Regions from separate parts of the Homo sapiens genome. Here region 1 is linked to region 2. The links are chromatin contacts, found by Hi-C in ENCODE. All regions are on one chromosome and are shown on one strand. The core of a region is the stretch at or near the end of the contact, and the rest is flanking DNA. Distances in the headings are between cores, read along the strand shown. Region 1 overlaps PMEPA1 (prostate transmembrane protein, androgen induced 1). Region 2 overlaps VAPB (VAMP associated protein B and C).

Region 1 (4,463 bases), core at 1,802-4,301, 720 kb before region 2:
AACATGGAACAGAACTAGAGCAGGTTTGTGATAATGAGCACCTAGGAGCGGGGACCTCCTTAAATGATCTGGTTAGGGACAGCCTTTCGGAGGAGGTGGCTTTTCAGCAGAGACCTTAAATATGAGGAGAGTTGGGGAAAAAACACTCCTGGCCAAACAATGGCAAGTGCAAATGCCCTGAGGTAGGAAACCTTTGTCTCATTCAAGGGCAAGAAACCCTACCTCCTGGGGCATAGCATGAAGATACAATGAGGAGCTAGCTGCTTTGGGGCTTGGCAAAGCTGCACTGAGACTTCCTGCAGGTGGCCATGGGTGTGTATTGGGGCAAAGGCAGCATAGACAACGTGAACTTGAAACGATTCAGGTATCATTTTCCAGTGTGACTCTCCAAACACGGCACACATCAGACCTGCTGGGGAAGCTCCTTTCAGACAATGCGGGAGCCGTGTCCAACAGGCTGAAATTGACATCGTTCAGTGGCGGGTTCCGGGACCTGCAGGGAATGGACTTACAAGCGCCCGCTATGGATGAACAGATTCCAACCAGGCGCTCGCTTCCTTAGTGAAGGAACCACTTGTTCAATTATGAAGCCCAGGATGTGAAAGCAACTGCTGGAGCCACATAGGTGAATTTGTTATGCTGGAAGGGGGTGGTCACCTGGCACTGTGAGTGGCTCAGAGATCCCTAAGTGATCAGAATTGTAAACGACCCAGGGGAAAACCTTGGGAAAAAACTCACCCTCTTAGATACTGAGTTTCTAGGGGAGGAGAGTGGCTTAGAAGCCCCTAAAATGGGTCAGATGAGAAAAGGACAGGGCCAGAGAGGGGGAGGGAGTTGCCCAGAGACACAGAGCAACCGTGCAAAGCTGGCTAGAGCCAGAGCCTGCGCCTTCCAGTTCCTTGGGTACAGGCTGTCCACGCAGGCATCCCTGGTGGGAGTGAGGGTCACAATGGCTGTGACCTTGACCATCTTTGCAAGGTGAGCCTAGCTTGTGGCATGGAGTCTGGCTTGCACTGCAAGCCCCAGGGAACCGTCGGGGGATGAGTGGATGGTAAAAACGACTTCTGCCCGTCAGACACTCAGACACACCAGCGGGGAGAGCTGCAGCCACTCCAGCTTTAGCTGGGTTGTGCTAAGAGCTTTAAGTGCATTATATCATTCAAAGCTCCCAAGGAGCCGCTTTGGGGAGTCCCGTCAACACCCGCATTCTGCAGATGAAGGGACTGGGACCTCAAGGGCAGCTGCTAGGGCTAAGGTGTGGTTCTTCTACCGGAGATGATTTTGCCCCAGGGGACATCTGGCCATATCTGGAAACACTTGTGGTTGCCACAACTGGGAGGGGGTGTTACTAGCATCCAGTGGGCGAGGGGAAGTAGCTAAACATCCACCCTGCCACGCACAGGGAAGTCCCCCACAGAAAAGAATTATTGAGCCCAAACGTCAGCACCAAGGTCGAGAAACTCTGGATTAAATCAGATGATAGTGAATATCTCAGGCACAGTGCCGGGTGCATAGTGCTTGCTCAATAAACATTAGCTAGGCAACAGCTGATTCCTAATTAGGCCTCAATGTGAAGACAGAAGCAGGGACTGAAACCACACACAACCGGTTTGAAGAATAACAACAACTTAGTCTAAAAACATCTGCTTTGAAAGCAAACGCTTAGGAAAGGGCAGTTGTTCATTTCACACTTGGATTGTACATTTCTGTAGGCTGGAGTCGCAACCACCTTGATCACCGATCAACGCACACTGGCACCAACCACCATGCCAGACACACAGGAGGCACTTCGTAAATGCTTGTGAAATGAATACATGGGTGAGGGAAAGTGGCGGAGAGCAGTCTGCGTGAGGACGTAAGCACAGGTCCTTCTCTGGAGGCAGGAGAATGAAAATCATCCCACGGGTCGGGGCCGGGTCAGTGAGGAAGGGAGGGAAGGAGTTCTGAGAATGTCAATCTGCAGGACAACTTCTAGTTTCCACCTTTTGCATGAGGGATTTCCAAGTGCCCCAGGGCCTGGGAGTCCCCATTCATCAACCCTGGGTGCTACCAGGGACAGGGCCCATTGTGATTTGTGAGGCCTGCCTGAGTGCTGGTGGGGCAGGGGTGAGGCAGGCGCCCATGCTCCTTCCTGACCTCTCCAGCACGCTCCATCCACTTGCATGGAATCACGGCAGTGGGGAATGAGAAACACCCCTCCATCACTGCCACTGGGAACCCCCGTCCCTCCAAACCTGCCGCCTGCCTGAGCTCCTGAGGGCACCCTCACCCTGCATGGGCCTCCTTCCTGCCAGGGAGGGAGCCCTGTGCGAGGCAACCAGGGGTTGCCCCGGAGCCAGTCCCACTTCTGCCATCTGCGGGTGACAGCGAGAGACCTCTCTAGGGTGTCCCCTGCCTGAGACGACCGTGAGGATGGTGTGGCGCTGCCTCTTACAAGGGTGGTCCCAGCATCAAGAAGGGAACGGCCCTCCCAGACCTTTCACTGCTTAAAATAACCAACTTTTTAATTTAGCAACCATTGTCGTTTCACGTTCAATTCTGTAAGCAATAATAGAGCTCTCCACGTACCCTCCACCTCCTCCCCTGCTGGCAGCACCTTACAAAACTCGATTCTCTGTGGTTTTCCCAGAATCAGAACTTGTGTACGCTTTAGTCACCCCCTCATTTTACAGAAGAAGGAACTGCAACCTGGTCAGTCCCCCCTCAAGGTGACACGGCCAGCTGGGAACTGGACATGGCCACCACACCTAGCTTAGCAGACCTCACCCTCTCGGCTTCTCCTCTCTGCCTGAGGTACTCCCCCCAAGGTCTTCCCACCGCTGACTCCTTCTCATCCCTCATTCTCAGCACAAGGTCAGCCCTGCTGAGAGACCCTCTCAGACCAATAAAGCAGCCCCCAGGCACAGTCATGTGACACTGTCGAATCTCCTCCTCCGTTCAGTATCTGACTCTGTTTCCCATCTGCACCAGACTAGTAGCTCCCTGAGGGCAGGCTCAGGCCTGTTCCATTCACCAGGTCCTCCCATCTCCAGTGGCACAGGGAAGGAGCTCACCTACTGGATAAATGAACAGAAGATGGGTGATTCGCCCAAATACCGGGTCTGTCCTCCTTCCTTAGGTCACTATTACACACAGACAGACACAGCTACCTTCGATGGGAGGTGACGGCGTAGCAAAGGCTCCCAGTGGGAATGAAGGCTTGAGCTGAGTGTGAATGGTGCTCAGAGCGGGGGACCAGCTCCACCAGCGGTTCCCTGTGTGACCTTGGGCAAGCTGTTCTCTGAGCCTCGGTGGTTTCATCCATAAAATGGGGAAATGACAGCCCGCTGCCCTTGCATACCTAAGCACAAAGTCACTGGTAACTAGGGGCCCAGGTTCTGGGTCTCCCTGGAGTGTCGGGGTCCTAGGCGCCGGCCCAGAGGAGTTTCAAAGTCAGCCTTTAACTGCCCTCCCAGTAAAGAGGCTGCTGAATGCTACAGAGCAGGCTCCCGTGCCCACCGCCCCACACCTGGAAGACGAAAGGACACGAGAAGGAGAGGCACAGCTGCGTCGCTGGCTGTGACCCACACTCCTCCAGTTTTTGATTTAAAAAAAATCCCTGAAACAGCACCCACTCCCTGTCAAGTCTGTGTCCCCATCGCCAGCAGAAACCAACTCCTCCTGGAGGAAGGAAAGTTCAATGGATGAGCTATAAATATTTCTGCTAGATGCTGCCTGGGAGCTGGGCTTTCTGCATGAGCAGGCCCCGCTGAAAAGGAAGGCGGCTCGCCAGATTTGTTTCGAATTATGAAAATAGATGTTGTCTCCCCACCACATCTGTTTTGCCTGACAAATGAGCAGCAGCTCGCCTCCTAAATAAGGCAGCACACCAAGACGGTCTTGAAACTCCGGCTTCTCCAACTCTTCAGAAAAGGAGAAGAAGAAGAAAAAAGAGTCCAAGCCTCCCAGGTTTGAGCTCTAAAAGCCAGACCTTTTTCAATGTCATCTCTCACGCCGCAGTCTCCGGGGGCATTTACGCCACACTTGTCCTTAAGCTCAGATCTCCCTGAGCAGGTAGAGGCTGCTCACGTTAGAGGGCACGGATATCCCCCACTGCTTTTTAAAAAGAAAAAGAAGGCCAGGAGACACGCGATCAATTATAAAAAGTGCAAAGAAAGGAAAGCTCCCTAAACTCAAGCCAAGGGTGCGTTTTTGATGTGCTGAGAGAGGCCAGTTTTTGGAGGGAAACATCAATACTGTTGCCATTCAGTTCTCTATGCCATGCTGGCCTGGTGACTTGGGTTAATATAATCATTTTCCTTTAATTACTCCAGGAAAGACCCAATTACAGCGCAGACGCATCTGCCAGCCTGAGGATCCAATATTTAATAGCCCATCCTTCAGGAACATTCCTGCTTGGGAGCTTCCTGGAGCGAGCAGCCCTGCATGCATTACGAACTTGCATTACTATACTAACTCGGTGG
Region 2 (4,014 bases), core at 1,423-3,922:
TTGTTTATTAGTGTTGAAAATTCTGTGCTAATACTATCAACTGTACCTTCCCTTCCACCACCCCACTCTCTGCTCCAAGTCTTTCATGTCCTCAATACCTGTCGTGCAAACTATGCATTTCTGGGTTAACTGGGTACTATTTTAGTCTTTTAGTTCCATCACTCAGCATTTACAATATAGTAGAAAAATGGAAGAAATGGAAAGGTACGTACTCGAGAAATCAGTGTTATGGCCATCTCCATTTTAGAGATGAGAGGCCTTTGCAGAAGGCCTTTGCGAAGACTTTACAGAATGTGAATTTGTACCCGGGTCTTACAGCCTCCCAAGCCTGTGTGCTTTGCATTACAAAGCGAATCTGTGGTTCCTAGCATTGCTGTCACCTAGAGGCACTTGGGCTAACCTCCTTAGCTTTGGTTTCCTCCTCTGCGATGTAAGGAGGCTTGAACTCAGTACCTCTAGGTGGTCCTTCCAGCTCTAAGCTTGAGAACTTAAGTTTATTTTAGCTGAAGAAGAGAGATAGAAAGCCCCTTGAGGACAGGAACCAGCTTGTATTTCCCACAGCACCTACTGGTACTTTGTTCCTATGGGCTCCTGAATATTTAATTAATGAAACCTCTTGTTACTGTTTGAAAGCTCACTACTTGTATTAACCTTTCCTGAGTATTCTTGGACTCTGATCCAGTTTTTTCTATATCACCTCTTATTGTACGAATTGTATGTCACTTTCACGTTTTGTTTTATTCTTTATGTGCTTCATTTACTTATTTATTGCTTGGCTTTCACTGCTAGAATGTAAGCTCCTATAGGTTTTTGTTTTAGTATTTCTGAGTAGACTACATAGACTACATTCTCTTCTTCTTCTTGTTTTCTTTTCCGAGTACCCCAAAGAAGGATACAACCCTGGATTTGGTCATCTTTTCAGTGTTTGCTATGATCATTTGAAACAGAAGCATACACAAGAATAAAAAGAGAAATTTGCTGAAAAACCAGAGGTTTGTCCTTGTGGAGGCTTATTTGAATTCTCAATCTGTTGGTTGAATTGATTTGTTGGCATGTAAATATATCCTGATGGACTCCTCTGAAAATCTAAATTTGTGCTTCTGACCTTTGTAAAGTCAGGCAGTGCTTTACTAATTGGATGAAGGAGAGCCATGGCTTACTCTTGAGAGAATGTGCAGATGCACACAATCAAAACTTTTCATGTAATTTGCGGGCAGGAGGATCCCATCTTAGTGCATAGTTCACCTCTAACCTCGCTCAGAGAAAAGGTGGAAGAAGCATGAGCAGTCATCTAGAGAAATCCAGAGACCACTTGGTCGGCTCATTTGTATCTTTTTATTTATTATTATTTTTAAAATGAATGCTTTTGTTGCCTTTCTCTTCCAAAGCAAGATTGTTTCTTTTTCTTTCTTTACATACCTAGCACTCACTGAGAATAGTGCTTGGCCATTAGTCATTTTCATTAAACATTTGAGTATTGTCCCTTCCACCTTTAAAGAAGAAAAACTGTGTTGTCAGTCCTTTTTACCCTGTCTAGCTACTCCTTTCACTTTCCTTCTTATCATGGTAAGCTTCTGGAAAACATAGTTTCCTGTCTTTTTTCTTTCTGTTCTTCACTTCTAGTCACTGCCCGGGAGCTCAATCATTGCTTCATCACTACATCTCCCATTGCATGTTCAGTCTTCACTACCATTTGACCCCTGTTGTCATCCTGCTCATTGACACTCTTCTCTTGACCTCTCTCATTGCTCTCTCTGCTTTTCTTCCGCCCATGTGGCCAGTTTTGCCCACTCATCATGCAGTCCGGTTGGTAATGCTCAGGGTTACAGGTTCACCTTCTCCCCCTCTTCTCCTTTCCCTGTTTCTCTCAGATTTGCTCTCTCTGTGTCTTCCCTTCTCCCCTTTGCGGAACTCTTTTACCAGTACCCTTCGCTTCTAACGTCACTTATGTATGAACCCAGGCCTGACCCAAGCCCATATAAAAGGCTGCAATACGTTAAATGCAGCATGACCCAAGCTGAACTCTATACCACCTTTTCATTTTTTCCTCCAAACCTCCCCTTCTTACTGTCTCATTGGATGGTACCTACATTCATGCATTTGACCAACTCAGAGAGTCTATGACTCAGTTCTGTCCCTTCTTCCCCATTCCCTCTATGGCTGCCCCATTTTCTCCCGCAACTGTAATAGCCTCTTAACTGGTCTTCTTGTCCGAGTCTTCTCTTTCTTTCCACCCTGATGTGGTTTTCAAAGATGGTTTGCAAAGATGCAAATCTGAGCATATCTCTTGCTTGCTTACAATCATTAAATGTCTTCCTGTTGCCAAAAATAAAGTTTAAATTCTTTAACAAAACCTGGAAAATTATCGATACTTGTTGCACTCCCCCCACATTGCCCTGCCCATCTTTCCAGCATCGTCTTTCCTCATGCTTGTGTTTCAGCCTTTTAGTTCTCCTTGGCCATGGGGCTTTGGCATACTATGTATCATGACTTACCCTGTATGTAGTCATAAAGTAACAGTTTTTAGCTGTTTCCACCACTAAAAATTAGTTGATTCCTTTTCCTCTTGTTTGTTTCACTGCGTCCCCCTGCTTACCTTTGAGGCTCAGCACAGGCTTCACTTCTTCAAGGTAACTGTCCTGACATTCTTCACTCACATTGTATCTGTTCCTCTGGCTCCCACACATGTCACAGCATGTTGTCATTGGCAACGTGATACGTGACTCCCTTTCGCTGTTAGTCAGCAAGCCCCCCCACCCTTTTTTTTTTTTTTTTTTTAGATTGTGTCTCTTCTCCCCACATCCCAGTGCCTAGCACAGCACAGTGCATGGTGCATGGCAGTTTCTCAGGGAGTTCATGGTCTCTGGGTCTAAGGCATAGGCGAGGAAGGGTTGGTGTTTAGGAGAAAGCTGAGAAAGATGCCAGGCGCAATGGCTCACACCTGTAATCCAAGGATTTTGGGACTCCGAGGCAAGCGAATCAGTTGAGGCCAGGAATTTGAGATGAGCCTGGGCAATATGGCGAAACCCCATCTCTACTAAAAATACAGAAATTAACCTGGTGTGGTGGTGCATGCCCATAATCCCAGCTACTCGGGAGGCTGAGGCATGAGAATCACTTGAACTCAGGAGGTGGAAGCTGCAGTGAGTCAAAATTATGCCACTGCACTCCACTCTGGGTGACAGAGCAAGACTGTATCTCAAAAACAAAAACAAAGCTGAGAAAGGAGAGAGGGGGGAAGAAAGAAGACTTTCAGTGGTGAAGAGTAATGAAGCCTGTCGGCAGGGCCCGTTATGTACAGCCGATCGATGTAGACACAGTGCATTTTGCTCAGAAAATATTTGAAGATTTTCCACTAAATGCTGGTTGCTTTTCTCTCTTGTGGAAACTTATGTTTTTACTTCTCCTCCTCTTCTATTTCAGAGAGTCAGGACTACCTCTTAGGTGTGTGTTCTTTTACCCCATTCCTTTCCCATCACTTAACAGTATTTTGCATCGTTAGCCTATTACTGCTGTCTCACTTTTCTCTTGTACTTGATTCCTTCCTTGTGCCTACAAACATGCTTAAGTTGCCCCTTCCTAAAAAGAAATCTTGTTTTCTAGATCTTCCCCGCTTAAGCAAATGCCCAGTCTTCTATCACAGCTAATTTTGGGGAAGCGGTGAATCTCAGTTTCTGGTATCTTTACTCTTCTTTCATCAGACCTCACCCCTTCACTCAAACCCTTCTTAGTTCCCCCAGGTTTCTCTCTGTGATACTTGTCTTTGACTTTTCTGATGAACTGTCCACCTCTTTATCATCTCTTTTACTGGATGTTGAGGTTTCTCAGGTTCTGGCTTCAGTCTTCTCAATTTAACAATTCTCTGTATGTTGTCTCATTAATAATGCCTTCATCTTCCACTTCTGCACAGAAAACTTCCAAATCTCTATCTCCAAGCAAATCTTTTGATCTGTCAGCCTGCTGGACATCCCTGTCTATCTGGTTGTCATGAGAACACCTCAAACTCAGCATGTT

The links. Hi-C counts contacts between places; a loop is a spot of excess contacts on that map. Pooled maps may share reads with other maps.
Region 1: a pooled map shows a loop between it and region 2 (15-fold over the local background). The contact joins two enhancer-like sites. A Hi-C loop is called at or near these places in 2 of 37 single-sample maps with no recorded cell type and 5 of 50 pooled maps.

What each region holds. Positions count from the first base shown.
Region 1 is chr20:57,679,072-57,683,534 of GRCh38, forward strand. All of the region lies in intron 1 of PMEPA1 (prostate transmembrane protein, androgen induced 1), which reads right to left. Among named protein-coding and RNA genes, the nearest start is that of PMEPA1, 29 kb to the right of the region's middle. RefSeq lists enhancers at 541-1,065, 1,866-1,975, 2,386-2,445, 2,536-2,585, 2,895-3,395 and 2 more and a silencer at 2,804-2,967. Within about 2 kb of position 3,052, at least 10 of the 41 ENCODE cell types and tissues checked have a DNase peak (open chromatin) inside an H3K27ac peak, as active enhancers do.
Region 2 is chr20:58,399,804-58,403,817 of GRCh38, forward strand. The region is part of intron 1 of VAPB (VAMP associated protein B and C); the gene reads left to right. Among named protein-coding and RNA genes, the nearest start is that of VAPB, 13 kb to the left of the region's middle. Within about 2 kb of position 2,673, at least 2 of the 41 ENCODE cell types and tissues checked have a DNase peak (open chromatin) inside an H3K27ac peak, as active enhancers do.